Regions from separate parts of the Homo sapiens genome. Here regions 1 and 3 are each linked to region 2. Evidence: chromatin loops called from intact Hi-C (ENCODE). Cell type or tissue: GM12878. All regions are shown on one strand. Each heading gives the region's core, and the rest is flanking DNA. Links, peaks and the distances in the headings are about the cores only.

Region 1 (10,144 bases), core at 2,006-7,005, 360 kb before region 2:
TCCAACAATGATAGACTGGATTAAGAAAATGTGGCACATATACACCATGGAATACTATGCAGCCATAAAAAATGATGAGTTCATGTCCTTTGTAGGGACATGGATGAAATTGGAAATCATCATTCTCAGTAAACTATCATAAGGACAAAAAACCAAACACTGCATGTTCTCACTCATAGGTGGGAATTGAACAATGAGAACACATGGACACAGGAAGGGGAACATCACACTCTGGGGACTGTTGTGAGGTGGGGGGAGGGGGGAGGGATAGCATTACGAAATATACCTAATGCTAAATGACGAGTTAATGGGTGCAGCACACCAGCATGGCACATGTATACATATGTAACTAACCTGCGCATTGTGCACATATACCCTAAAACTTGAAGTATAATAATAATAAAATAAATAAATAAATAATAAAATGGTTAAATTTATAATATATTAATTTATCCACAGCTAAATAAAAAACAATTAAAAGATCCATTTGGAAAAGGATACACCCTATTAAAGTAAGCCTGATACATGAAACAACAGCTAAAAAAGAAAAAAAAAAAGTAACACAATTGACAACCTAAATAAAGAAAATACTTACACTGAAAGAAAACATAAACAAGACCAAGATCAGGTTATAAAAAAAGAGTTAGTGTATAATGTACTTAAAAACATTGCCTCTGTCAATGAATAAAAAGAATAACATATTAGCGAAGTGCATTAAGGAAGGCAACAGACGAATAGGAAAAATAATGTGCAAGATTTAGTAAATAAATATAGGAAAACTAAAATGGCCAGGCACAGTTGCTCACTCCTGTAATCTCAATGTTTTGGGAGGGCAAGCTGGGCGGATCACTTGAGGTCAGGAGTTTGAGACTAGGCTGTCCAACATGGTGAAACCCTGTCTCTACAAAAAATTAGCGGACTTGGTGGTGCATGCCTATAATCCCAGTGAATCTGGAGGCTGAGGCATGAGAATCACTTGAACCAGGAGGCGGGGGTTGTAGTGAGCCGAGATTGCGCCACTCCACTCCACCATGGGTGACAAAGTGAGACTCTCCCTGAAAAAAAGAAAAGAAAAGAAAAGAAAATGACCCTAGACACATTTTAGTATTTACATAATGTAAATTATTTAACACAACAGTACTGATTAAACTGTAATAACAACGATAAATAATATTGACTGGCTTTTGATAAGTATAATTCTCAAATATGATCAGAATTAGAATATATTGCTAAAGAACTTTAGGAAGGTGTTAATTGAAAATTCTAATTGTGAGAATTCAGTGTCCACAAGAGACATGTTCTATTTCATAATACATTAATATATTTCCTTATATTAGATTTTTCTGAAGGTTTGTAGAAGTGCATCTTGTACTCTGCAGAGGAATAGGATGACAAATGAACTCAGGGTTAATTGGAATAATTTTAAAATGCACGTTGATTAAATAAGAAGGCAGCATTGATTTCACAGCAACTATATATAACTATTCATTGTGGTTTCATAAACAACAAAAATTGTAACCACTAAACACACTAATTCTGGGCATCCCTTCCTTCGCTTCGTGCACCATCAATTCAGTGGCCCTTTGCAGTGAGCACTTGACATCCGAAAAACAAAAGAAAACCTAAAAAACAAAATGAGGAACCAACTAAGGTACACCCTTCTCACTTCAGCAGGGCTCCCCCCACTTGACCACATTGGGGAAACCTGCAAAAGTAGGAGGATTCTCTGCTTCCATCATTCCTTCTAGATTATTCTCTCGGAAAGGGAAAAAGAAGAGAAGAGAAGGGAAAGAGAAGGGAACGGGAGGGGAGGGGAGGAGAAAGGGAGCGGGGAAGGGAAGGTTTGTCTTCAAAAAATCCAACCATTGGGGCTGTAGCATGGTGGGGGGAGCTTGTAGGAAGGAAGGAAGGAATGCTTGTCTTCAAAAAATACAACCACTGGGGCTGTAGTATGGTGAGGGGAGCTTGTATTTCCGGGAAACAGGGGAGGTGTGTGTGGGTATTGGAGGAGGGTGGCTACAGAATCCTCTATGAACCTGCTCAGGTCTCATAAACAGGAAAACAAGCCACTTGCTTGTGTGCACCACACTTGTCCCTAGGCAGCACACTCCCTCCTGGGAAAGAGATCAAAGTTTGGATTAAAAGCAGCCAGGTCCGCTAGGCATGGTGGCCCACACCTGTAATCTCAGCACTTTGGGAGGCCAAGGTGGGCAGATTGCTTGAGGCCAGGAATTTGAGACCAGCCTGGCAAATATGGTGAAACCCTATCTCTACTAAAATTACAAAAATTAGCATGTAATCTCAGCTACTTTGGGAGGCTAAGGCAAGAGAATTGCTTGAACTCAGGAGACAGAGGTTTCAGGGAGCCGAGATTGTGCCACTGCACTCCAGCCTGTGTGACAGAGTGAGACTCTGTCTCGAAAAAAAAAAAAAAAAAGAAAGAAAAAAAGAAAGGCAGCCAGGTCCAACAGGCATCTGCACATTGTTGACCCATCCAGCAGAACAGGGTCGAGAAAGGCATCTGTCGGGATGGGGCAGGACAGGACGAGACAGACTATTGTCTGAGGCATTTGGCTACCTCTCTGACTGGAACCCAGGCACTCATATGTGCCCAGGAATGGGTGGGATATTCCGGATGGGTTCCACAGGTGGCTCTCCTAGAGAGACCCACTTGGCATATTTGATGATGGAGCATGCAGGCTCCCTGGAACGTGATGGCTCACTAGTTAGTACCCCCGGCATCTTGGTCATTCTGCTGAAGTGCATGGGTAGCCAGGCCCCCGGCAGTGCTCAGTTTCTCCTGGGCCCCTCTGTGTTCCTGTGGTGGGTGTGGAAGTGGAGGTTGAGGCTAGAGTGTCTTTGAGGGTGGTGGGGCAGCTGTGCCTTGATTTGATACAGAGCTCTCTGGGCTCCTCAAGCTAAACTCTGGTGCTTGCCAGATACTCAGCTCAGATAATGAATGAGACGGTGGAGGACAAATTATTTTGCCCCTTTAGGGTCTCCAGGCAGACATGCAAAAGCCTGGTGCAGGGCCTTCATACAGAGCCCATGTTGGGTGCAAAGCCATGACCCCGTTGCTCTAAAGGTTGCATGTCCTACCCATACCGCTTGGTACCTGGAGAGCAGCATGGAACACAATGCTCTCAGAATATTGAAAAGGTTTTCTGTGTCTCCACTGAGGGATACTCCTGCCTCAGGCCCTGTGGCTGCCTATTGAGCCATCAGCCCATTCTGGTGACCTGCATGTGCCAGGACAATGTGGTAATCTCAACCAGGAGCTCCAGGTTTACATAGGCCCCCAGTCCTTGGGTAAATCCTTGTGTAAGCCAGCTGGGTGGCTCCCACTTTCTCCTGGAATGGCAGCCCTATGATCCCAGTCCACCTGTGGTGTCCCAGTGGCCATGATTATGTGTCCTTTGTCATTACTTTCTGCACTAGAAGCAGCCACAAAACCTGGAGAGGGCCAAAGGAAGGGCAAAGGCTGGATGCCGAAACAGGATTCCCACAGGGTCTCCAGCCTACCAGGCCTTGGTCATTGGGACCCCTGAGTTTGGTGGTCAACCTGGGACCTAGTGGCTGTTTTCTTTTTCTCCCCACTTTTTCTCTTTCTCCTTCCTATTTTTTTTTTTCACATGGGAAAAGGCGGAGGACCTCGGGGTGGAGGAGCAGGGTTACAGTTATAGTTAGTGTTTGTGGAGCCCTACTGCCATCAAGCAGAAACAGTTTCTGGCACTGGGATACAGCTGAGCACCAGTGCTGGGGAAAGCCCAGGAGTGCTAAACAGATGGCGACAAGCCGTCCACAGGCTGAAGCAGGAGGAGAGAGGAACTCCTGACTGGCCCTTGGCCTGTGCTTATTCCCAGGATGGCGCCTTGGCTCCACAGCTCTCTCTGAAAGAAAGGGCAGGCAGGGGCACCCCACCATGGGCTCCCCTGGCAGTCTCCAGGGACTTCCAAGCATGAATCGCCCCGCCCCCAGCACCCCGAAGTTCCTTTGTTCCCAGGGAGAATAAGAACCCCTTGGCCCCAGCTTGGACCCAGCCAATGGCACCTTGGAACTCCCCACAAAGGAGACCAGAGTAAACAGCCCCAGTCTCGACCATCAGTGCCCAGTGGCTTCCCTTATGCCCATCACAAGACAGGGTGTCTCTGCCCACTGGGTAGACTGGTCTTGAGGCTGCCGGGTTGTTCTGTCCCAGGGCCTCTAGAGTTGCTGCTTCTCCATGAGGTCCCAATGGCAGGTACACTTCCTTCAAGGGCTTTGAACCCCGGTGGGGGGAAACCCTGCCTTGGGCTGAGTCTACCCAGCCTGGCACATCCTCACTGTTTGTTGTCTGTGCCTGGAAGAAGGCAAGTTTCCTTGCAGCCTGTAGTTCAGAAACACCTTCCACTGGATGTCACTGTGGCTCCACAAATGGCAGTCACCCCTTTTCTTTCCCCCACCTTGCCTTCCTCTCCCTCCTTTTGCTGGCAACCAAACAAAACAAAGACCAGAAAACAGAAACTGGGGCTGGGTGCGGTGGCTGACGCCTGTAATCCCAGCACTTTGGGAAGCCGAGGCAGGCAGATCACTTGAGGTCAGGAGCTCGAGACCAGCTTGACCAACATGGAGAAACCCTGTCTCTATTAAAAATAGAAAATTAGCTGGGCGTGGTGGCACATGCTTGTAATCCCAACTACGGGGAGGCTGAGGCAGGAGAATCGCTTGAACCCGGGAGACGGAGGTTGTGGTGAGCCGAGATTGCACCATTGCACTCCAGCCTGGGCAATAAGAGTGAAACTCTGTCTCAAAAAACAAACAAACAAACAAAACAAAATAAAAAAAACAAAGAAACAAACCGGCCAAAGAGCACCCACCTCATCTTCAGCATTGCTCCTCACCTACATGGTCACTTTGGGGAAACTTGCCTTCCTCCTTCCCTCTGGATTCTTCTTTGTGCAGGGGGTCCCAATGAACCAGCCTATCCTCAAGAAATCCCACCCTTGGGGCTGTGGCATGATGTGGGGAGGTTGCACTGGGGAAGGTGTGAGGGGCTACAGGGTGGCGGGTGTGTGGGTGTGTAGGTCTGCATTCCAGCCACTGCAGATTTCTCTATGAATCTGCATAGGCCTCCTAAGAAGGAGACTGGCGCGTGCCTAGAGAAAAAGCAGGAAGATAAGAATGCAGGAAGATCTGGACTGCATCCTTAGGGGTGGCATTGTGACTCTGATTGTCAGAGGTCTCCGTTTTTAACGTTTAACTCCCATCACATCTCAACTTTTTCCTGTCTTCACCTGTGCTTCCAAATGTCCTCAGGCACATATATGTGTCCCTACTCATACTCACTCACAAGCGTCTGCCCAGGCACCTCCACTCATACCTGGGTCCTGTTGTGCAGGCAACTCTCAGAGGGCAGGGTTCTTCAGCTTCCCGGTTCCATCTTGTTCATCTTCCTCATCCCTTGTTGTCTGGCTGCCCAATATTTGCTGGCGGAGGGTGCGGGATGTGTTGGGGGTGGAGACAGCAGGGAGCAGGGCAGCCTCCTGGCCCAACAGGCCTCTGTGCACATGCAGTGCAGACCTGGGCATAAGGGGCTGACACTTTCTCCTGGCTGGTTGGTGGCTCTTCCTCTGTGAAGCCACAGAAGGTCACTCGGGTTGCCACCTGTCCATCTGGGACATTCTGCATTCTTGTTCGCTGTCATCCTCATTGCTCACGTTGATTCTTAGTATACTTTTGGAGTTTTTCTTCCTTCACTTTTTTCTTCTTCACTGTCTTTACTTCTCGTCCACTTCTGGTTTGGGGAGGTCAGGATTCGCCTGGAAGGCAGGGTCCGGTTGGCAAGCGAACATATTTAGGGAGAACACGCCTTCTTTTCCTCAGGAAATTAGAAAGACCTCAGTTGACTCCTGCCAGATGTAATCGGGGTGCCCCTCTCCTTTCTGCCCTCTCTCCCTAGTGCCATAGGTGGCTGATTACCTCCTTTCCCTGGTGTCCTTTTCCTCTCCGTTTTTCCTCTCTCCTCCCATTTCTGGGGTCCTACCCTTCATTGGCCTTGTAGACTAGGGGCTCGTGGCCCCTTGCGGTTTGCAGATGACATCCAGAGGGTATGGTTTAGCCTGCATCTTTGTCCTCTGTAGCCCCTGCAGACCTATTTGTGGATCAAAGCTTTTGATCCGACTCACAAGGGATCCCATCAACAAGAAGCTTCTTGGTGGTGTGTCCTTTCACTGGGATGTCACTGTTGTCTCTTTGTCACTCGTTATGTATGTCACCACGCATTGAGGCACCCATGAACTCTATCCTTCAGGACAGCTGAGGTGGCATGAAGCTGCCATTTCTTGTTCTTTTTCTCCATCTGGTTCTTCTTCCTCTTCCTCCTCTTCCTCTTTCTTTCTCTTTTCTTTTCTTTTCTTTCTTTCTTTCCACCTCCTCCTCCTTTTTCTTCTTCTTTTCTTCCCTCCTCCTCCTCCTCCTCTCTCTTTTCCTTTCACTTTCAGATCTTGGCGAGACAAATGTTCTATGGAGACTGCTTCTTCTGCTCCTTGGTAATGGGGGATGTCCCTCTGCGTGCTAGGCAAGGAGAAAGCTTCACTTTTGTTCTGAAAGGAGCAGAGATGAAGGTCACATGTTCAGTTCCTCTGGTCCTCTAAAAAACCACCCATGTGTTACTTTTAAGTGAAATGTCATTCTGAATGCACTTCCTACCAGTACCTCACGATTCATCCTTCTACCTTGTTCTCCTTGAAGACGATCTAATAATGTAATCTTGGCCAGTAGGAGCCTCAGCAAGTTTTCCCCCATTTCCTCTCCTTCCAGTCAAGCCATGTGAACACAACTATCCGGATTTCAGTGTATACAGGCAGGCTGTCTCTGCCATGTGCCAGTTTACCCACTCTCACACAGGAAGGCACCCACAAACCATAGACACAGATACACATACACACACTCACTAGGGACCTCAGAAATGAAATCACAAACACACCCGCACACAGAGACACATGCAGACACACACAAACACACACATAGACACACAAACAAGAAACCTCACAGGGGCACAGGGGTGCAGGCCCAAGCATTCTCCCACACAGACACATACACACCACCACAGGCACGAGACTGCCTACAATTTCTCCCACACAGGTTCTAAATGTGCAAAGGGAACAGGAGACAGGGGAGAATTCCTGACTCCAGGCCTGGGCCATCATGCCATTGATTGATGGGCAACTCTCGCCTTCTCCTGAGAATCAATGTGGGAAGTCTGTTAACAGATAGGATCCAGCAGCTGGTGTAAAACTGGAGCATCCTGGGTCAAGCTGCTTAAAAAGGAACCTCACTTTGTGTTAGAGACAGAGAGAGTTCCCTTGGGAGCCTTGGCCCTGTGTGATGCCATAAGAATCTGTGGTGTGTGGTGGCATTCCCCAGCACCCCTGAGCCACCCTCCTCCCACCCCCATCTGTGTGAAACCCAGGACAGCCTGAGCAGAGTCAGACTTGAGCAAGTTGCTGAGTGTCCTCTCTGAGAGATACTCCTGCTTCAGGCCCTGTGGTTTCCAGTTGAGCAGTCCACCTATTTTGATGACCTCCATGTGTCAGCCCAAGGCGGTAAACTCTACCTGGAGCTCCAGGCTTTCGTAGGACCCCCAGTCCTGCAGCAGAACCTTGTGTAAGCCAGCTGGGTGACCAGCACCTTGTCCTGGGGCAGTAGCCCTATGATCCTAGTCCTCCTGTGGTGTCCCAGTAATGATCATGTTTTTTGTTGTTTACTTTCTGCACGGGCAAGAGCCATGAAACCTGCAGAGAGCCAAAGGAAGGGCAAAGGCTGGCTCCCTAAACAGGATTCCCACAGGATCTCCAGCCTACTGGTCCTGGTCCTTGGTCACACGGTCCCATGAGTTTGGTGATCAATCTGGGACCAGGTGACTGATTCCTTTCACTCCTCTGTCTTTTTTTTTGTTTCTCTTTCCTCTTTACCTTTTTTCACATGGGAAAAGGCGGAGGCCCTGGAGTTGAAGTGGCAGGGTTACAGTTGTAGTTGGCGTTTGTGGAGCCATACTGCCATCAAGCGGAAACTGTATCTAGAAACCGGAGGCAGCTGGGCACAAGTGCTGGGGAAACCCCACGAGCGCAAAAGAGATGGCGGCATGGAGCCCCCAGGCTGAAGCAGGACAAGAGAGGAACTCCAAGCTGGCCCTTGGCCTGTGCTCATTCCCAGGATGCCTCCCTGGTTCCACAGCTCTCTCCGAAAAAAAGGGCAGGTAGGGGCGACCCACCATGGGTTCCCCTGGTCATCTCCAGGTACTGCTGGTCCTGGGTTGCCACGTCTCCAGTATCCCGAAGCTCCTTTGTTCCCCGGGAGGATCGGGGCCCCCTTGCCAACACGTGGCTCCAGCCAAGGGAACCCCGGAACTCCCCACAAAAGACACCAGAGTAAACGGCCCCCGTCTCGGCCAGTGGCTTCGTTTATGTCCATCTCAACATGGCTGCCGGGCCAGCTCCGCCCTCTGGGCTGACTGGTCTTGGGGCTGCCTGGCTGTTCTGTCCTGGGGCCTCTAGAGTAGTTGCTTCTCCAAAGCGTCCCAATGCCAGGTACACTTCCTTCAAGGGCTCAGAACCCCGGTGGGGGAAACCCAGGCTTAGACATAGTCTAAGCACATCCTCGCTGATCTCTGTTCCTGGCAGAAGGCAGGTGTCCGTGCATCCTGTTGTGTTCAGAAACAACTTCCACTAGATGGCAATGTGGCTCCACAAACAGCAGTCTTGTCTTTCCCTTCCCCCATTTTCTTTCCCTCTTTCTGTTTTTGGTGCCAAAAACCAAAACAAACACCAAAAAAAAAAAAAAAAAAAAGAAACTGGCCTAGGAGCACCCATCTCACCTACAGCAGGGCTTCCCATCTATGTGGTCACTTTGGGGGAACCGGCAACAGTAGGATGGGGTAGGGGTGGGGGCCACAGGGAGCAGGGCAGCTTCCTGGCCCAACAGGCCTCTGTGCCCACGCGGTGCAGACCCGGGCTTGAGGGGCTGATGCTTTCTCCTGGCTGGTGGCTCTTCCTCTGTGAGGCCACAAGAGGCCACTCATAGTGCTGCCAGCTGTCCATCTGAGGCACTTTGCATTGCAGTTCGCTGTCAATCTCATTGCTCACTGATTCTTTGTGTACTTTTGGAGTTTTTCTCCCTTCACTTTTTTCTTCTTCATTCTCTTTACTTTTTCTCCACTTCTGCTCCAGGAGCAGACTGGAAGGCAGGGTCAGCTGGGCGCGGGGACACCGTTAGGGAAAACAGGCTTACTTTTCCTAAGGAAATTAGTAGGACTCTAGCTGACCCCTGCGAGGAGAAATTGGCGTTTCCCTCTCCTTTCTGCCCTGTCTCCATATTGCAGTGGGTGGCTGATTATCTCTTTTCCCTGGTGTCCAATTCCTCCCCGTTTTTCATCTTATTCTTTTTTGGGCGGTCCTTCCCTGCCTTGGCCTTGTAGCCTTGGGGCTTGGTAGCCCCTTGCAGTCAGCTGATGACATCTTCAGGGCAAGGTTCAGCCAGCACCTGTGTTCTCTGTAGCTTCTGCAGGCCTACTTGTGGATCAAAGCTTTTGATCTTACTCAGGAAATACCCCATCAACAAGACGCTTCCTGGTTGTGTGTCCTTTAAGCCGGATGTCAGAAGTGGCTCCGTGCCCCTCGTTGTATGTCACCACGCGTTGAGGCCCTCCTAAACTAGATCCTTCGGGACAGCTACAGTGGCATGGACCTCTCACTTCCTGTTCTCCTTCTGATTCTTCTTCCTCTTCCTCCTCCTACCCCTCTTCTTTAATTCTTCTCCTTCTCCTCCTTCTCCTCTTGCTCCTCCTCCTCCAACTCCTTCTTATCTTCCTACTCCTCCTTTTTCTTTTTCTTCTTTTTCCTCCTTCTACTCCTCCTCCCCCTCCCCCTGCACTTCCTTCTCCTTTGCCTCTTTTTCTTTTTTTGCTTTTGCTTCTGCTTCTGATTCTGCTTCTGTTTTTCCTTTCACTTGCGGATCTGGGTGGGCACGTGTTCTAGCAGACTGCTTCTTCTTTTGCTCCTTGGTGATGTGGGATGTCCCTCTGCAGAATTAGGCCTGGAGAAAGCTTCACATTCGTTCTTTAAGGAGCACAGATGAAGGTCATGAGTTTAGTCCCTCTGGTCCACCA
Region 2 (10,144 bases), core at 2,431-7,430:
CAGTAGAAGAGTTTACTTGGGCATCCATATCTAACAGAGCTATAAAAGCTTGATTCTTTCCCTCATGAAAATTCTCCAACCTACTAAGATGGATGCATATGGAATTTGATCTCCATTAAGCACAGAGATCACTTGCCCCATTTCTAATGATTTTTCTCCTTATAGCAGCTGTGCCTGACAAAGTAGTGACAGAGCTGCACTGTACCATTAGCAAGGCTTAGCATTTACTTTCGATTCTGTGTGGTATAATGGCTGCCTGTGTCTCATAACATTAAACTTCCAATGTTTTTGGCTGACTCAATTCTCAATATCAGGCAACAAAGTCCTACATAATAGCTAGGGGAGTTATCCAGAGGGGCAAACAACAATTTATCAATGAGTCTCTGGGTTGGTTTCTCATTCTCTAGAGATCACTTCATCAGTATTCTATACCCAATCCAGGCACTGAGTACAGAGACCAACTTGTCATGTATGGTTTTCACTGGGAATTTGTTTCTCTTAAGAAAATCTTCAAAAGAAGACCAGAAAATGTGGTGTTGTACTGGACTCATATTTATCTTCCACTGCACAGCATTATCAAATAGGAAAACATGCAGGGTATACCTGAAAACAGCCAGACCCAACTAATTTTCACCATGTCTACTACCATCAGGGTACTGAAACCCACCATTATCTGTAATCTACATAATTGGAATAGCCTACTAATTATTCTCCCTTTATTCATCATATACTAATAAAAACTATTCTGCAAGTTGTCAGAGTGATCCTGTAAAACTAAGACAAATCTTGTATGCCCTCCACTATAAATACATGGATGGCTCTGCATCACACTCAATGTAAAAGCCAAATTGCATTTTGAAACCTACAGGGCTATAAGCTGTCTGCCTCTCTCCCTCATCCCCATTACATCTCTGAAACCACCTCCTGCTTTTCTCTGCCTTGTTCACTCAGCTCCAGACATGATAACATCCTCCTTGCTCCTCAAACATGCCAGGCCTAAACCTGTCTTGGGGCCTCAGCACGTGCTGTCCCTCCATCTGGAATGCTCCTTCCCCAGACAGCTACAGGGTCAGTTCTCCCATTGCCTTCAGGTGAGACTCAAAAGCCAAGTTCTCAGTGAGGCCTTCCCTGGATACCTTGTCTATCTAGTTTCAGCTTCCCTCCTGAAATTTTCTATCCCAATTCCTTGCTTTATGTTTTTCTATTTAACACTAGACACTATGAAAATACATTATAATTGCTTACTTATTTTGGCTACTGTCTGTCCCCCACACTAAAATGAAACCTCCATGAGGATAAGAATTTTAGTTTGCTTTTTTGTTCATTATTACATTATCAGTATCTGTGCCTAGAAGAGTGCCTGGCAGAGAGCCCACCTGAAGTAAGTATTTGTGGGGTAAAGATAAAACAAGTAAATTAAAAAGCAAATGGGATCAAAGCAAGTCAAAGGGGCAGTTTTTCCAGGGTGTGGCCCCAGTTACAAGTGCAAACGCTTCCAGGGAACGACTGTGCATTTTATTAGAGTAAAGCAGGCCAGCTGGGGGTGTGGCCAACTGGAGAGGGTATTCGGAGTCTAAACTGGACTGAGACCTACCTAAGGCCCAGCTGCATGTATCCTTTTTGGAATGAGGGCCCTGATCCTCACATTTTTGTTGTTGTTGTCATTCTGTTTCAATTTCAGGAGATGCCAGAGACATAAATTTTCATCGTGTGAAATCTCTCAAATGTCTAAAGTACCTAATTAAAAATAGAAAACAATAAAAACACAAAGATGAAAATAACCTGGCAGCTGTCTGAGACTGGTTCCTGGGCACCTTGCTGGATTTTGTTGGACGAAATTGTGTGATGTACACAAGAAAATTAATCCTTGCTACGGTGAGGTAGGCTTGCCTTGTGTAATTCTTGAGGCAGTCAGCCTCAGGCCATGTTGGGTGGAGAGAATAAACTCTATTTACCACCTTCTTTCAACTCCTGGAAGCTCCTTGCATCTCCCACTATGCATGGAGTTAGGGTAACCTGGGCAGCAGGGAGTCACCAGCACTCTTTCTTGGGGTCAGAGGTATAATTTAGTGAACGGTGTGGTTGCAGAAAGCAGTGAGAGGGTTTTCAGATGGGCTACAGGAGAAAGACTTGGGAAAGGCAAGGAGGGGAGGAAGAGAAAGACACAGATCTATCTTTGCATCAGACACCATAGTTCTGAGGGACTTTTTGTGGGTTGCTGCTCCCTCTCCCCACCAGCCTTGACCCTTTTTTGTGACATTATACAGCTGAATGAGTTAGTTATACCAAGTCACAACTCCCAGCCCAACTGCCCCATGGCATCTGCCTCACCTGGAAACAAAGAGCTGACCAGAATTCCATCACAGGTCTCTGTGAGCTGGGGTAGGCAAGACTGGCCAACAGGTGCCTGTGAGGGGTCTGCAGACACCAGCTTTGTGGGGAAGGTCTAACCAGAATGTGGATTCTTGGGACAGCAGGCCTCTTTTAGTGGATTATTTGTCGGAACCACCTGTGGTTTCAGGCAGCTGCTGAAAGAAGTGTGGACAGTCAGGAACTCCCCATAACCTGGAGAGAAACACTAGGCTCAATCTTCTGATGCCCCTCGTCTCTAGATAGAAAACAAACATTCCAGCAGAAGGAACCGGTGTGATGAGACTGCTGTACCTGAGTTCAGTAAGGTTCCATTTTTTTCTGGGTAAAGTACTTTCCAAATGCAAGATGGCACATCTCTTAAGTTCTGACCCACTAACCCATCCTCTACCAATATTGTTTATCTAGCGCAGGACAAATGTGAGGAGGCAGCCCGCAGCCCAGCACATGTGGGGAACCGTGTTAGTGTGTTCAGGCTGAGGGTTGGGGTTCTGCTGGGTAGGAGCGTCCTGAACTCCCTGAAACAGGAAAAGCCTTACGGGTATAAACTTTCCTCCTGATTAACCTTACTGAGTCATCCTTGTCAGAATGCCCTTCTAGGGAACCTCCAATGTATCTGGCATCTTTGACAGATGCCACTTCCTTTGTGCATAGAGCCAGGAAGAGCAATGTGGACACTACCAGAAGTCCAACATTTTCCTGGGCCTTCCGATCTCTCATGGGCCCCACACCCCACAACTCTTTTCCTGTATTCCCAATCCCTCTGTCAGTCTTTCTTCTTTGAACTCCTTCTTCCTCAGTGGCCCTCTTCTTCTAACCTCTCTAACACTCTAACCCACATAGCCTCTTCCATTGAGTATCCTTTATCCTCTCCACAGACCCTGTCAGGTTGATCCTTCTCCTCTTTACTCTGGACCTCTTCTAAGGTTCTTTGTGTTCCTCTCTACTCAATTTATTCTGTGTATTTTCCTCTAAGCCACAAGCTCTCTGATAGCTGTTCCTTCTTTTCATGCCCCATTCACCAAACACACCCGATCTTTTCAACAAGACAAAGGGCTTACACACAGCATGTCATGTACACACAAGTTTGTATTTTTTAGAGCAAAACAACAGTTAATGCTGGCAAAGATGTTTAGTTATCAGGGATTCCATAAGCTTTCAATACACTGAAAGGCAACATTTTTTGCATGTCTACAAATTATACATTTGTTTCCACACATGTGCCAAATTTTACCCTAACAGTTAGGACTTTTTCACCAAATCGTAGACATAGATATGGAAATCATCATCAAACTTGATGAAATACACAGAGGGTTTGGCTTCCACTTGGTGAATGACCATGCCGATCCTTTTGGAGCCATCTTCTTTGGTATATTCCACATGCTTACCTATTAGGCCATCTACAACTCCTCCTGGCTCCCTCTCTGTTGGAGGAGACTCACTGGATTCTGGCATGATGCGGAGGTCACCTTCCTTATAATCATCTAGAAGCTGGTACATGTACAAGACAGGATCTTTCTCATAGGTAATATAAAACCAGGCTTTCATGATAGGTGCTTGAGCTAAGACCATCCCCCTCCATTCATCCTTAGAACCATGCTCTCCCTCAAACATATGTTCCACTGCTTTGCCAATTATGGTATTTGCAAGGTTGGCATCACTAATGTGAGATGATGCCACCCTGTCAGAAAGAATTTTAAGAGACAAAACCCTTTCATCTCTGTGAAGTTCCAGTCCATAGACACAGTCAATTCCATCATATTTCACCAGATAAAGAGAGGGATTTATAGGCACCTGATCCAGAACGGTTCCTTTCCACTGCGTGATGGGCTCATCTCCTTCCTTCCATCCATGAGAAATTCTGCAGCCCACGATGTTCCTGCGGGGCTGGGATGAAGGTCGGCCTCTCTGCTTCTTTTGGGAGACTTTTTTCTTTGTCATGTTTGCAGACCCAGTGGCCCGTCCTGCAGCTGCCCTGGTTTGTTGCCCTTCGGCTTCCTGTGCGTTGGGGGTCTTCATGCCTGCTGGGGGAGGAGAGAGGATAGAGAGACACACCCAGTGTGCCACAAGGCAAACTTTTCCCTATAGCCATGTCTGGATGTAGTCTGCGCTAGTGCCTAAGTTTCCCCTAGGAGCCTGGAAGCAATGCTGGAAATCCTGGCTGCATGCCCGCAGTGCTCTCCCTCTTAAGTTCCTTTGGGCTGTGGGGAAGGGCTGGGGTGGTGCAGTAGAGCTGTCTGGGGTTAGGAACTCTGCAGAAGTGGCTGGGCCACCTCCTCCTAGCTCAGAGCCCACTGCCCTCCCGGAACCCCTTGCTACCACTGGCGTCCACTTCCAATCCCCTTGCAAAGAGGCCTTGACCGGCACCCACTGCCCTCCTTCCCTGAGCGTCCCAGCTGCTGTCCACAACACCCCCTGCCTACCCTAACCACTTCTCTGGTACCCACCGCCCTTGCTTCCCGGCGCTCACCTTCAAATCCTTGTCTGGCTCCCGTTCCTACCCCCTTTTCATGTTGCTCACCGCACTCCCCCACCCCACCCTTGCCTGGCGCCCAACTCCACCCCATGTCTCCTGCTGGATTCCTTCCCATCCCCCTCTCCATTCTGGCGCCCACTAATGGCCTTGCCCTGCCTGGCGTCCACCGCCGGGGATCGCGGGCCTCACGTGCCCAAATCGGACACCTCGCTGCTGCCTCCGCTACGAGCCTGTGGCGAAGGAGGGTCAGCAGGCGACCGGCCGAGTGAATGCTTGCAAGAGCGGGGAGGGTAGGATCCGTAGATGAGGAGCGTGTCTAGGAGGGCGGCGAGACAGGCAAAGAGGAAGGCAGCGGCGTCCCCACCGCTTGGCTCGCTAGCCCTCCGCCTCCCTGCTGGCGGTGGCGGCCCCTCAGCCACATCGGGATTCCACCAGTCCCTGCTGTCGCCGCGGCAGTCTCCTCCCTCTTTCCGTAGCGCAGCTTCCTGCCCAGAGAGAGGCCTCCTCTTCCTGTCAAACACCCGGCTCTCCTCTCCACCAGGCTCCCACGCCCACCACACAGCCTGTAGCCCCGGCGGAGCTATGGGCTCTGACTCCGCCTCTTTCCAAATCCGGAGTAGTTCGTGCCACAGTCGTCCTCGGAACCCTGTGGCCCCTTCCTCACCCGTTTCAGGGCCACTTGGTTCCCACCTCCACCTTCTTAGTCTGCCTGCCCTGCTTTCCATCTTCTTGGAATTCGCCTTGCTGCCGCCCCGCGCCCACCCCCGCGCCCACCCCTGCCCCTGCACCGTCCCATGCCCTTATGGATTTATTCTTTACACGTAAATATGTCTTTCCTCTTTTTGAAAGGATTTGGAGTTGGAACAGAGAAATTCACTATGGTAAGTCTGCCATTTTGACCCAGTCTCTACCTAATTTTTGCTGACTGATATTTCCTGGCATTTTTGTTTTTGTTTTCGAGGGATTTTTTTTTCCTTTTCTTTATTGCAAGATAATTGCATGTACAACGTGAACACTATCTACATTTTAGGAAATTAATATTAAGAGGAAAATCATCAACTGCAGTCCCATCTCCCATTTTTGAGGGCCTCACAGCAAAATATTAATGCTCATAGTTTTTTTTCCTTTTTCCTAAACTTTTGCAAAACTGGGATTTGTTTTTTATCTGCAATTCATGTCTATTAATTTTTCCAGGAAATTAGATGTTTTCTAATCGATTTTTTCATTCAACAAATATTTATTGAGCACCTGTTACATATCTTGCACTTGGTCCGTAAAACTCAATTTTAAAGTGATTTATAATTTGGCTTTTCTCCCAGTACTGGGCATTTGACATAATATTTCCACAATAACCAGTAATCAGATCTATGTATCGGAATAGAAAGCTTTGCAAAAAAATAACTTTATAAGAAATAATTAAAGTTATAGTTTTATAAATCAGTGGAGAAACGTTGGGTATTCTTTAAGGAATGTTGAAATAATTATTTAAATATTTTGAGAAAGGTTGTATACTAATGTTGTACCAGTATCAATATTTGATTTATTAAAAGGTAAAAAGCAGCAAAATAAAATTGAACAGAAAGCAAATGAACCAACCAAAAACTCTGTAAACAAAACAATGCTTAATGGTATCTTTCTTATTCAGATACTTATGGTATTTGAATGAGGGGATGAGTCGGATGTTAACAGAACAACTACACTTAATAAAATAACATCTACAAGGAAAAATAGAAGTAATAATAATCTCGATTCAACAGTCAAAGTATGAAAGAACATTAAAATATTACTTAATGTCATTGATCATGAAAAAGCTTCATATCTAGTGCTGATGCAAGTGAAAGTTTATACAATTTTTATGGAAAGCAATTTGCAGATATGTCATAGTTTCAGTGAGGGCTTTTTATTTTATTTTCATTTTTATTTTTTTAAATTATATTTTAAGTTCTAGGGTACATGTGCACAATGTGCAGGTTAGTTACATGTGTATACGTGTGCCATGTTGGTGTGCTGCACCCATTAACTCCTCATTTACATTAGGTATATCTCCTAATGCTATCCCTCTCCCCTACCCCCACCTCACAAGAGGCCCCATTGTGTGATGTTCCCCTTCCTGTGTCCATGTGTTCTCATTGTTCAATTCCCACCTATGAGTGAGAACATGCGGTGTTTGGTTTTTTGTCCTTGCGATAGTTTGCTGAGAATGATGGTTTCCAGCTTCATCCATGTCCCTACAAAGGACACGGACTCATCATTTTTTATGGCTGCATAGTATTCCATGGTGTATATGTGCCACATTTTCTTAATCCAGTCTATCATTGTTGGACATTTGGGTTGGTTCCAAGTCTTTGCTATTTTGAATAGTGCCGCAATAAACGTATGTGTGCATGTGTCTTTATAGCAGCATGACTTATAATCCTTTGGGTATATACCCAGTAATGGGATGGCTCGGTCAAATGGTATTTCTAATTCTAGAACCCTGAGGAATCGCCACGCTGACTTCCACAATGGTTCAACTAGTTTACAGTCCCACCAACAGTGTAAAAGTGTTCCTATTTCTCTACATCCTCTCCAGCACCTGTTGTTTCCTTACTTTTTAATGATCGCCATTCTAACAGGTGTGAGATGGTATCTCATTGTGGTTTTGATTTGCATTTCTCTGATGGCCAGTGATGAAGAGCATTTATTCATGTGTCTGTTGGCTGCATAAATGTCTTCTTTTGAGAAGTGTCTGTTCATATCCTTTGCCCACTTTTTGATGGGGTTGTTTGTTTTTTTCTTGTAAATTTGTTTGAGTTCATTGTAGATTCTGGATATTAGCCCTTTGTCAGGTGAGTAGATTGCAAAAACTTTCTCCCATTCTGTAGGTTGCCTGTTCACTCTGATGGTAGTTTCTTTTGCTGTGCAGAAGCTCTTTAGTTTAATTAGATCCCATTTGTCAATTTTGGCTTTTGTTGCCATTGCTTTTGGTGTTTTAGACATGAAGTCCTTTCCCATGCCTATGTCCTGAATGATATTGCCTAGGTTTTCTTCTAGGGTTTTTATGGTTTTAGGTCTAACGTTTAAGTCTTTAATCCATCTTGAATTAATTTTTGTATAAGGTGTAAGGAAGGGATCCAGTTTCAGCTTTCTACATATGGCTAGCCAGTTTTCCCAGCACCGTTTATTAAATAGGGAATCCTTTCCCCATTTCTTGTTTTTGTCAGGTTTGTCAAAGATCAGATAGTTGTAGATGTGTGGTGTTATTTCTGAGGGCTCTGTTCTGTTCCATTGGTCTATATCTCTGTTTTGGTACCAGTACCATGCTGTTTTGGTTAGTGTAGCCTTGTAGTATAGTTTGAAGTCAGGTAGCGTGATGCCTCCAGCTTTGTTCTTTTGGCTTAGGTTTGACTTGGCAATGCAGGCTCTTTTTTTGTTTCATATGAACTTTAAAGCAGTTTTTTCCAATTCTGTGAAGAATGTCATTGGTAGCTTAATGGGGAACGCATTGAATCTATAAATTACCTTGGGCAGTATGGCCATTTTCACGATATTGATTCTTCCTACCCATGAGCATGGAATGTTCTTCCATTTGTTTGTATCCTCTTTTATTTCCTTGTGCAGTGGTTTGTAGTTCTCCTTGAAGAGGCCCTTCACATCCCTTGTAAGTTGGATTCCTAGGTATTTTATTCTCTTTGAAGCAGTTGTGAATGAGAGTTCACTCATGATTTGGCTCCCTGTTTGTCTGTTATTGATGTATAAGAATGCTTGTGATTTTTGCACATTGATTTTGTATCCTGAGACTTGGCTGAAGTTGCTTATCAGCTTAAAGAGATTTTGGGCTGAGATGATGGGGTTTTCTAGATATACAATCATGTCATCTGCAAACAGGCATAATTTGACTTCCTCTTTTCCTAATTGAATACACTTCATTTCTTTCTCCTTCCTGATTGCCCTGGCCAGAACTTCCAACACTATGTTGAATAGAAGTGGTGAGAGAGGGCATCCCTGTCTTGTGCCAGTTTTCAACGGGAATGCTTCCAGTTTTTGCCCATTCAGTATGATATTGGCTGTGGGTTTGTCATAAATAGCTCTTATTATTTTGAGACACGTCCCATCAATACCTAATTTATTGAGAGTTTTTAGCACGAAGTGCTGTTGAATTTTGTCAGAGGCTTTTTCTGCATCTGTTGAGATAATCATGTGGTTTTTGTCTTCGGTTCTGTTTATGTGCTGGATTACGTGTATTGATTTGCATATGTTGAACCAGCCTTGCGTCCCAGGGATGAAGCTCAGTGAGGGCTTTTTTAAAGCTGTGGTTAACTGTTACTCCTAAGATTTCAACCCTGGAATTTCAATGAAAAGTAAGGGGTTGGGGGGTTACCAAGGTTCTGAACTCCAGATTCTGTATTCATGTATTTAACAAGCAGTCACAAGTTCTGCTGAGCATCAAAGTCTTTCAGTGGTTCCCTCTAGAATGGGTAAACTTTGCCAGTAGAAAAACATCCACCAAATGCCCTGTTTGCCTCTTGGACCTGTTCTCCTCCTATCTCAGCTAGGTAATTATTTCGTATTTCTCAGCTTTTAGATGCCATTGAGAGTGGATTTTCTTTTTTACTATATTTGTTCAGATTTAGTTAATTTGTTCAGATTTCAGGGAAAGTTGTTTTGAATTGTTTAGTCTCCTATTACTGAAATCTCAAACCCTATTTTTTATTATAAAATGCATGTGTTCATCATTAGGTTGTATACATTAAATAGGTACAGCTTTGTGTATGTAAATCATACCTCAGTAGTGGTTTGAAAAAGAAAAAAATGTGTTTAACTATTTGTAATGACTTCAAACTACAAAACACCTACATTTCCATCAGCAGTATATTGTATATGTTGGGGTATATTCATACATTGGAATATCATGCAGTAGTGAGAATGTTCAAGCTACAACTACATGCAAAAACATAAATGAATCTCTGAAATATGTTTAAAAAAGAGGCCAGACAACAAAGGGGCACACATTATTCTATTCAATTTATTTGAAGTTCAAAAACAATCATTAACTAATCTGTTGTCTAAAAAGTTAAGGTAGCAGTTATTCTTGCAAAGATATTTTCCAAATAGACAACAATTCATACTCTATCAGTAGTTGGCCAAAGTAAAAATTAGAGAGATCTTTGGACATGTATGTATGGCTAGAAAGGTTTATATAGATGCTGAGCTGCAAAATATATTTAACTGTAATAGACATCAATTGATACTGCAGCCTAGCATCTTATCACCATTCTTCTGGTAATAGTGCCACAGTTTTCCTCTTGGGAACAACAT
Region 3 (10,144 bases), core at 1,996-6,995, 130 kb before region 2:
AGGGTCATGTAAGTTTTCATTAAACTGGGTTAGGGTCTGAAGGTTTGAATTAATTACACCTCCTTCCCTTCCAGATTCTGAACCAATTAAAAAATATACACAGGAATCAAATAGGGATTAAGATATCAGCTTTAATATATTGTTCAGTGAAAAAAGCAAAATTCAGAACAGCATGTATAGTATGCCACCATTTGTGTAAAAAAAAAAAAAAAACCTGATACACACATACCCACACACAATATGCTTGTAAATACATGGAATATCTCTGGAATGATACATCAGTAACTGGTAACAGTTGTTACTTTTTGAAAATGGGACCAGGGAACTGAGGCCAGGGGTGAGAAGGAGGAAGAGAGACTTACTTTTTAATAGTATACCCTTTTATACTGTTTGACTTTTACCATAGGCATGTGTTATTTTTCTAAAAAACAATTTATATATTAAAACTGTAAAAAAGAATCAAAATAGATACCAGCTTTATAGCTGATAGAGCTGGATTGGAGAACATGGCTTGGACCTGAGGCTGAAATGAACTTCTATCATAAGTCTAACGACTTTGGGATTCCCCCACCCCAAGGAGAGATAGTTGGGTCTAGAAAGCAGATGTTTACCCAGCCATGTAGTGAAGGACTGCAGTCTTTCCCACATCTTGCTGTGTGGAACGAACTCAAGATCCAAGAGTGGCCTAAGCTGCCTATCCATTATAACCATTTTCTCAATCTCATCAAGTTATTCCTCCTCCCAAGCATAAGATTGAATGAGTGTAAGAGAAGATGGGTAGAACTTTCTTCCAAACATTTTTGAGAGATGCAAGTCTTTTCCTTTTCTTGAGTCAGGAGCATGGAGAGAGGAAGAGGATAGATCCCATCATACCCTTGTACATTTTCATTCTCTTAAGCCACAATGGTTAATGCTCAAGACTCTGGTCAACAAACAGGGCTGTGGCTGTCCCCTTCCAGGGAGACCAACAGTATCTTAGAAAAGTTCTGCTCCCATCAATGTAAGATTGGTGAGCAGTTGTTTTTGCCCCCAAGAGGCTCTGAAATAAGTCAAAATAGAACAGTAATTAAATTAACTCTAAGGCTACATTACACCCTAGACTGAAAATTTGATCACAATTGCAGCCCTAATTTACAATTATGTCCAGCCATATTTCCTGACATAGCTGACAACAATTATACAATGACTCCCAAAGATAGCATTAAAATACTCCAAATAATACAATATCAACAACATAATAAAAATGCCTTAGTTTGAACTATATGACCTCACCCCCACCCCATCAACTATTAAACTCCAAGGGAAAAAGGACTGCCCAAAATTAAATTTCTAATTCAAAGTCCAAAATAATTAAAGTCCAAAATTCTGCCTTTCCCAATTTCTCGTTTTTCTCATTTCAGCCATATAGATCTCACAAAGATGTCTGCCCAGATATGGGGTTCCTTCAGCAGCTGCAGCCTTGGCTGTCTTCCTCTTGACTGGGTGAAGTTCCTTCAGGACCTCAGGAGTTGAATTAATCTAACCCCACAATTGCATGTCATACATATTAAAGAGTCCAAAGGGTCAAGAAGACATAAGATTATCACAATATCAACCTCACATCAAAAAAATTAGAAAGCACACTAGTCCCCAGCCACTAGAACAGTTTTTTTAAGCAAATATATGACCCCAGGACTTAGAACATAGGGCAATACAGACCCACATTGCTGTTGTCAGTCAAACATCATAGTAGAGACTTAGTGGCATCAAAAAGCAAAAGTAGACAGATAAAACATAGGAGAAAAGAGAACATCTTCTTTGTTTCATCCTCAGCAGGATGCCAATCTGTGCCGGTAGTCTGGACTCCATGACCTGTGAACTTAAACTAATTTGGAAGATATCTTGCAGTACAGTCCCAATATGATTGTACTGCCTTGAGTCCCAGCCCCAAATGTGCAGAACTCCATGGCCTTATTAGGCTGTTACTGCTAATGGAGCTTCTGTGAGAACCTCAATGAGAAAGCTTTGGTTTTGGCCAGGTGCTTCTCTCAAAAACCATGCTTGTACTTCAACTTTTCTTTCCTAGGCTTTGGTTAACCTCCGCCAATGGCTCTTTAATAATGGAAAGCTCAAAGGCCCTTCCATTGTTTACTTTTCTGCCACAGTAGAACTCACCCTTATCTGCATATAAGTTTCTTAGGGCCAGCCAAGAAACAGGATAGTTAAAAATCCAAACACTAACAAAAATCTATTAGATTTCTATCTACCAATGCCAGCACTTAAAACATCATTAAGCCTACAGATTACCTACCACTGACTGTGTTCCAAGTCCTGCTGGGATACCATAATAGATGAGCCCACCAGTCCCTGCAAGGAAGTATAGCCTGCTTTCAGCCATTCTTGGTTCTCACAAGTGCCTTGCCCACCTCACATGCTGGGACTCTGAATTCAGTCTCCTAAGAATCAAATCTAAAACTTGAGTCTCTCTTAGCACAGCAAAGAAATCTGTATCTCAGTTTGATTCTAGGTTTCTCCTCTTTCATTTTGAGGTTCTGGACAGATCTGTCCAAACCCAGCCAAACCCAGCCTTTGCCTGTGACTGAGGGCTCTAGCTAGAGCCTGGCTTAATGCTCCTCTGGGCTGGCAAAGACCATTTGTGCTAAAGTCTGCCTGCACAGCTTCTATCAGTTAAAACCTACTCCATGTCTGCAGATACCAGCCAGAGCTATTGGAGACAAGAGAGACCCTAATGCCACTGATGACTAAAACCTTTCACTTAAGCTCCACCAGAAATCTTGATCTCTCCACTTGGAGTTTGGTCCCCAAATGCTTGTCTTCTTATCAGTTTTGCAAGGTTTCTCAGCCTATGGTTAGGTACTAAAATGCAAAGTAATTACCTTCTTAATTCTAAAACAGTTGAGCAATAGGTGAAAGAACCGGAAAGAGAGCAAAATTATTAGCCTTACTTTTAGTACAGTTAGAACTGAGAATGCAACTTGAACAAGAGACCAAAATGGGCTTCCCACTCTTTCCCAAGTTAGATTTTTGAAGCCACTTGGGGGAGATTTGAGATTGCAAAGACACTTACCCAGCCAGTCACATGGGATATCTCAGCAAGCTTCACACCTCAATGAGTGTAGAGTCCAAGTGCCAAAAAGAGTGAGGTGAGAGGTGTTCAGCTACCTTTAATCTATTAACACCACCCAAGATAAAAAAAAGTATGAGCCAATGGATGTCAGACTTTACCCTTCTCACTAATCAGTTAAATTGCGGAGAGGAACCAGTGAAAAGGTTGGACAGATGGGCAAAAGGTTTCTTCCAAAAACGTATGAGAGGGCAGAAGTTCCAATTTTTTTGCCAAGCAAAACGTGCAAAAAGGGAGAAGATGGTTCTTACAAACTGGAAAGCAATCAAGACTTTCTGTGTCTACAGATTTAGAGTCTCATATATTTGGCAAATTTCAAGATGACCTCTAAGATGTTTTTACCAAATCGTAGACATAGATATGGAAATCATCATCAAATTTGATGAAGTACACAGAGGGTTTTGCTTCTACCTGATGAATGACCATGCCAGTTCTCTTGGAGCCATCGTCTTTGGCGTATTCCACCTGTTTGCCTACCAGGCTGTCTATGACTTCTCCTGGCTCCCTCTCTGCCAGAGGAGAATCATTGGAATCTTGAAGGATGCGGAGGTCACCATCTTTATAATCATCTAAGAGCTGGTACATATATAATACAGGATCTTTCTCATAGGTAATGTAAAACCATGTGTTCATGACAGGTGCCTGAGCTAAGACCATCCCCCTCCATTCATTTTTGGAACCTTCCTCTGTCTCAAAAATATGTTCCACTGCTTTGCCAACCATTATTTCTGCCAAGTGTGTATCACTGATTCTAGATGATGCAACTCTATTAGGAAGGACTTCAAGTGATGACACTCTTTCATCTCTGTGAAGTTCCAATCCATAAACACAGTCAAATCCATCATATTTGATAAGATACAGAGAGGGATTTACAGGTACCTGATCCAGAACGGTTCCTTTCCACTGTGTTAGAGGTTCATCTCCATCTTTCCATCCGTGCTGAATTCTGCAGCCCACGATGTTCCCCCGAGGCTGGGAGGTGGGTCGGCTCCTATGCTTCTTGTGTGCAGCCTTCCTCTTTATCATGGTAACAGACACACTGCCGTGGCCAGCGCCCGTCCTGGACCGCTGCCCTGCAGCTGCCTTTCCAAACGGGGTCTTCATGCCTGCGAAGAGGAGCACAGTTGCCAGGTGGACCGAGAAAGGAAATTAACAAAATCAATGCATAACACGGAGAGCTTTTTCTCCTAATCAGCGCACCCAGTAAACCCACACCTGTTTTTCCCGAAAGCTAGATAGCAAAGCTGGAAATCAAGGCACCCTGGCTGAGTGCCTGCAGTAACCTTCCTCCCCAGCTCAGTCTGGCTAAGATCTGCGGTTCGGTGAAATACGAAGCGTTTCCCCATTCCCCTCGCCCTGCTTCCAACACTACCCGGCCAGGAGGCGCAGATTCCCCACCGTCCCGGATTGCGGGCCTCAAGTGCACAAATCGGACACCTCGCCGTTGCCTCCGCAGTGAGCCTATGGAGGAGGAAAATCAGCGGGCGAGCAGCCCGGTGCTTGCAAAAGCTGGGAGAGGATGATCCATAGGCAATGAGTGTCTCTAAGAGGGCGGCGGGGCAGGCGAAGATGACCGTGGCGGCGTCCCTTGCTCTTGGCTCCTGCGTCCTCCGCCTTCCTGGTGGCGGCGGCGGTGGCGGTGGCCGCAGCCCCTCTCCCACATCGGACTCCCACTAGTCGCTGCTGCGCCGCAGTCTCCTCCTTCTTTTTCTAGCGCAGCTTCCGGTCAGTAGAGAGGCCTCCCCTTCCTGCCAAACACCGCGTGGCGCCCCTCCCCCACCAACCTGTACCACAGCCCTGGGCGTGGAAGGTGCTCCTAGGCTCTCGGTCTCGCAGCTTCCTCCAAATCAGAAGCTGTGGAGCCCACAACCACCTCTCTCTCACTGCATTGGTTTACCTCTTCTGGTTTAGCACGCGCCCCTCCCCTCACCTAACCTCAACCCTCTGCGCCCCTGCCCCTTCTGCTTTCCACCTTTCAGGAATTAGCCCTTTCCTTTCCCCTCCCTCCCCGCGTCCCCCCACCCTCCATTGAAGGGGATTTGTGGTAGGACAAGAGAAATGCGCTACTGCTCAGTGTTCAGGCTGCCATCTTGACCCAATCTACGTAATTTTTACTGACTTGTCATTCCCAGACTTAACTTCTTGAGGATTTCTTTTCTTTTCCCCTGATTGCAAAAGAATTGCATGCACAATATTGACACTGTAAAATTCAGAAAATTGACATGAAGAGAAAATAATTAACTAAGCCGGCCTCCCATTTTCCAGGGCTCACAGTGAAATATTAACACTATTTCCTTTTCCTTTTTTCTAAGCTCTTACAAAGCTTGGATAATTTTGAATATGCACTTTCATGTCCTGCTCATTTCCATGTAGAATAAACATTTGCTCAATTTTTTAGATATTTTCTGAGAACATGTTTTGTAGTAGCTTCATAAAATTAAGCATTAGGATTTTTCATAATTTTGCCGTTGCCTCCTATCTTCAGACGTTTAATTGTTAAATACCTATAAATTGTGCTTGCGCATGAATTATTCTGTTCACTTGAACAGAATAACCTAGACACTAAACTTAGAACAATTGCTATAATTAAAACAGGAATTTGTGAGATCATAAATCTGTGGAGAAAGACATTTTAGAAGTGATTCAATCAGTTTTATCGTTACAGCCATCCTAGTGGGTATGAAGTGGTACCTAATTGTGGTTTTAATTTGCATTTCTCTAATGACTAATGAGGATGAGCATCTTTTTGTGTGCTTGTTGGACATTTGTGTATCTTTGGAGAAATGTCTATTTCAAGTGCTTTGTTCATTTTTTAAATGAATTGTTTGTAGCAGGGCTGTTAATTGTTCTTTTTAAATTCTGGATGAGAGAACCTTATCAGATATATGATATGAAAATATTTTATCCCGTTTTGTGGGGTGTCTTCACTTTCTTGATAGTATTTTTGATGCACAAAAGCTTAAAACTTGGTTGTGCGTTTGGAGTCACACCTAAATAAACACTGCCAAATCCAAGTTCATGAAAATGTACCCCTATATTTTCTTGTAAAATTTTGTTTGTTTTTAGCTCTTATATTTATGTCTTTGACCCATTTTGAGTTAATTATTATGTATGGTGTGATGAAGGGGACCAAATTCATTGTTTTGCACATGGATATCCAGTTGTCTCAGCACCTTCTGTTGAAGAGACAATTCTTAGCCTTTTTAATTGTCTTGGCATACTTGTTGAAAATCAATTTAGTACAGATGTATAGGCTTATATCTGGACTCTTAATTCTATTTCATAGAATTTTATGCAAAAACCACGTTTTTAATTTATCTTTATGCAAGAACCACATTTATTTTTTGATTACTGTAACTGTGCAGTATGTTTGAAATCAGTAAGTGTGATTTCTCTGAAAATATTATTAAGATTGTATTGGCTACTCATGCTCCTTTTTTTTTTTTTTTTTTTTTTTTTTTTTTGAGACAGAGTCTTGCTCTGTCGCCCAGGCTAGAGTGCAGTGGCACAATCTCGGCTCACTGCAACCTCCACCTCCCGGGTTCAAGCGATTCTCCTGTCTCACCATCCTGAGTATCTGGGGTTACAGGCATGTACCACCATGCTCAGCTAATTTCATAGTTCCTTTCAATTTCATATGAATTTTAGGATTGTCTTTTCCTTTTCTGAACAAAAGGACTGTTGGGATTTTGATAAGGGTTGCACTGACTCTGCAGATAAACTTGGGAAGTATTGTTATCTCAACAATATTGTCTTACAATCCATGAACACAGAGTTTCCAGAGGGCATAATTTCCCACAAACAGAGTTTCCTATGAACACTGGGTATCTTGCAATTTATTTAGATCTTCTTTAAATTATTTCAGCAATGTTTTATAGTTTTGGTTAGATTTATTTCTAAGTTATTTTATTATTTTTGACGCTATGGTAAATGGAATTGTTTACTGTGATATTGTGAAATATATATTTGCTCTTTGATCTCCTTTTCTGGCATACAGCCCCTAAAACCCTTGAAGTATCCTGAGAGATAAGAGTGTCTTTTGTATGCTAATAAGATGACTGATGATTGGCAGCCCCTAGATAGCTTCAGGATGTGGGCTGTTCACGGCAAAGACCAGGGCATGATTAGAAGATTGGAGCAGAGAGGAGTTAAAGGTTGAATCGATCACCAATGGCTCATGATGTCTACATAATGAAGCCTTCATAAGAACCCAAAATAACAAGGTTAAGAGAGCTTTGGAAGCATATCTAGAACTATATGATCTTTGACAAACCTGACAAAAACAAGCAATGGGGAAAGGATTCCCTATTTAATAAAAGGTGCTGGGAAAACTGGCTAGCCATATGTAGAAAGCTGAAACTGGATCCCTTCTTTACACCTTATACAAAAATTAATTCAAGATGGATTAAAGACTTAAATGTTAGACCTAAAAACCATAAAAACCCTAGAAGAAAACCTAGCCATTACCATTCAGGACACAGGCATGGGCAAGGACTTCATGTCTAAAACACCAAAAGCAATGGCAACAGAAGCCAAAATTGACAAATGGGATCTAATTAAACTAAAGAGCTTCTGCACAGCAAAAGAAACTACCATCAGAGTGAACAGGCAACCTACAGAATGGGAGAAAATTTTCGCAACCTACTCATCTGACAAAGGGCTAATATCCAGAATCTACAATGAACTCAAACAAATTTACAAGAAAAAAACAAACAACCCCATCAAAAAGTGGGCAAAGGACATGAACAGACACTTCTCAAAAGAAGACATTTATGCAGCCAAAAAAACACATGAAAAAATGCTCACCATCACTGGCCATCAGAGAAATGCAAATCAAAACCACAATGAGATACCATCTCACACCAGTTAGAATGGCAATCATTAAAAAGTCAGGAAACAACAGGTGCTAGAGAGGATGTGGAGAAATAGGAACACTTTTACACTGTTGGTGGGACTGTAAACTAGTTCAACCCTTGTGGAAGTCAGTGTGGTGATTCCTCAGGGATCTAGAACTAGAAATACCATTTGACCCAGCCATGCCATTACTGGGTATATACCCAAAGGACTATAAATCATGCTGCTATAAAGACACATGCACATGTATGTTTATTGCGGCACTATTCACAATAGCAAAGACTTGGAACCAACCCAAATGTCCAAAAATGATAGACTGGATTAAGAAAATGTGGCACATATACACCATGAAATACTATGCAGCCATAAAAAATGATGAGTTCATGTCCTTTGTAGGGACATGGATGAAATTGGAAATCATCATTCTCAGTAAACTATCGCAAGAACAAAAAACCAAACACCGCATATTCTCACTCATAGGTGGGAATTGAACAATGAGAACACATGGACACAGGAAGGGGAACATCACACTCTGGAGACTGTTGTGGGGTGGGGGGAGGGGGGAGGGATAGCATTAGGAGATATACCTAATGCTAAATGACGAGTTAATGGGTGCAGCACACCAGCATGGCACATGTATACATATGTAACTAACCTGCACATTGTGCACATGTGCCCTAAAACTTAAAGTATAATAATAATAAAATTAAAAAAAAAAGAGAGAGCTTTGGGATAGCTGAACACGTGGAGGTTCCTGAAGGGTGGCTCACTTGAACAGGGCATGGAAGTTTGGTACCCCATTCCACATACCTTGCCCAATGTATCTCTTCCTTCTGGGTGTTCATCTGTATCTTTTGTAATATCCTTTACAATAAATGGGTAAATGTAAGTAAAGTGTTTCCCTGAGTTCTGTGAGCTGCTCTAGCAAATTAATTGAATGAGAACCCTGATTTATAGTTGGTCTGTTAGAAGTACAGATCATAATCTGGAACTTGTAATTGGCATCTAAAGTGCAGGGCAGTCTTGTGGGATTGAGCCCTCATGATTTTTAAGCCTTGATATTGTATCTTGTCTTAGTTCAGGCTGTTATAACAAATTACCATAGAATGAGTGGCTGAAACAATAAACATATATTTCTCACAGTTCTGGAGACTGGGTCTCCAGATAAGTCCAAGATAAGAAGTACAGGCCAATTTCGTTCCCTGGGGATAGGCCCTCTTTCTGGTTCCAAATGGCTATCTTCTCATTATACCCTCACATGGTGGAGAGCAGAGAGAGAGCTAGCTCTCTGGCTACTTCTTATAAGAGCATTAATCCCATCCATAGGGGCTCTACCCTCATGACCTAATTATCTCCCAAAGGCTCCATCTTCAAATATTATCACACTGGAGATTAGGCTTTAACATATACATTTAGGGGACAGGGCCACAAACATTCAATCCATAGCATGTCCTGAAATTTGACTGAATCCTTTTAATCATTTCAGTAGTTACTAATGGATTCTTTGGGATCATCTCTATATACAATGGTATTATCAGTAAATAAAGATAGTTTTACATTTTCCTAATATGGATAACTTTTATTTACTTATTTTCTTACTTGATTGCCCTGTCTAGAACCTACTGCAGTACAATGCTGAATGGAAATAGTGAGGGGGCATTCTTGTCCTCTTCTTATACTTAGGGGGAGAGGTTTCAGCCTTTCCCTGTTGAATGTGAATTTAGCTCTTTTTTTAATGCATATATGTCTCTTATCTTGAAGAAGTTCCCTTCTATTCCTAGTTTGTTGACAGGTTTATTATTATTATTATTAGAGGGTGTTGGATTTTGTCAAATGCTTTCTTGTGTCAATTGAGATAATCATTTTTTTCCCTTCATCCTATTGAGGTGTATTATTTTTATTAATTTTATAAAATTTTTTAATTGGAGTGAACTATACTATGACATAAAATTACCACTTTAAGAGTACAATTTAGTGGCAGTAAGTACATGCACATTGTTGTGCAATCACCATTATCCGTTTTCAGAACTTTTTTGTTATCCCAAACATAAAATATGTACCCATTAAAAAATAATTCCCTATTCCTCCCTCCCTCAGTCCCTGGTAACTTCTTTTCCTTGGTGCCTCATATAAGTGATATCATACTATATTTGTTCTTTTATGTCT

The links. Hi-C counts contacts between places; a loop is a spot of excess contacts. Peaks named below come from ENCODE experiments on the same cell type or tissue, not always from the same donor. Only the 100,000 strongest peaks of a DNase experiment are listed, where the experiment ranks them.
Region 1: a loop joins it to region 2, with 4 times the contacts of the local background. A loop is called at or near these places in 2 of 110 quality-filtered maps.
Region 3: it touches region 2 in a loop (12-fold over the local background); 18 of 110 quality-filtered maps call a loop at or near these places.

What each region holds. Positions count from the first base shown.
Region 1 is chrX:56,755,897-56,766,040 of GRCh38, forward strand. The region is part of intron 2 of NBDY (negative regulator of P-body association); the gene reads left to right. Among named protein-coding and RNA genes, the nearest start is that of NBDY, 32 kb to the left of the region's middle. RefSeq lists enhancers at 4,316-4,415, 7,711-7,760, 7,781-7,900, 7,864-8,365, 8,361-8,720. In GM12878, for the core only: a CTCF peak has its summit at 4,385 (motif pointing right); no DNase peak of the experiment used is centred there; H3K4me3 peaks cover 526 bases; H3K27ac peaks cover 954 bases.
Region 2 is chrX:57,116,241-57,126,384 of GRCh38, forward strand. It overlaps SPIN2B (spindlin family member 2B), which reads right to left and starts at 5,308. Exons shown (of 2, transcript NM_001006681.2): 1 at 4,998-5,308; 2 at 3,442-4,391. The coding sequence starts at 4,389. The coding sequence ends at 3,613. It also overlaps a transcript of FAAH2 not described here. RefSeq lists an enhancer at 1,054-2,253 and a silencer at 5,476-5,595. In GM12878, for the core only: no CTCF peak of the experiment used is centred there; a DNase peak (open chromatin) is centred at 5,341; H3K4me3 peaks cover 1,537 bases; H3K27ac peaks cover 1,368 bases.
Region 3 is chrX:56,990,720-57,000,863 of GRCh38, forward strand. SPIN3 (spindlin family member 3) reads right to left here and starts at 4,822. Exons shown (of 2, transcript NM_001010862.3): 1 at 4,497-4,822; 2 at 112-4,230. The coding sequence starts at 4,228. The coding sequence ends at 3,452. RefSeq lists an enhancer at 4,754-4,853. In GM12878, for the core only: no CTCF peak of the experiment used is centred there; a DNase peak (open chromatin) is centred at 4,892; H3K4me3 peaks cover 2,203 bases; H3K27ac peaks cover 1,862 bases.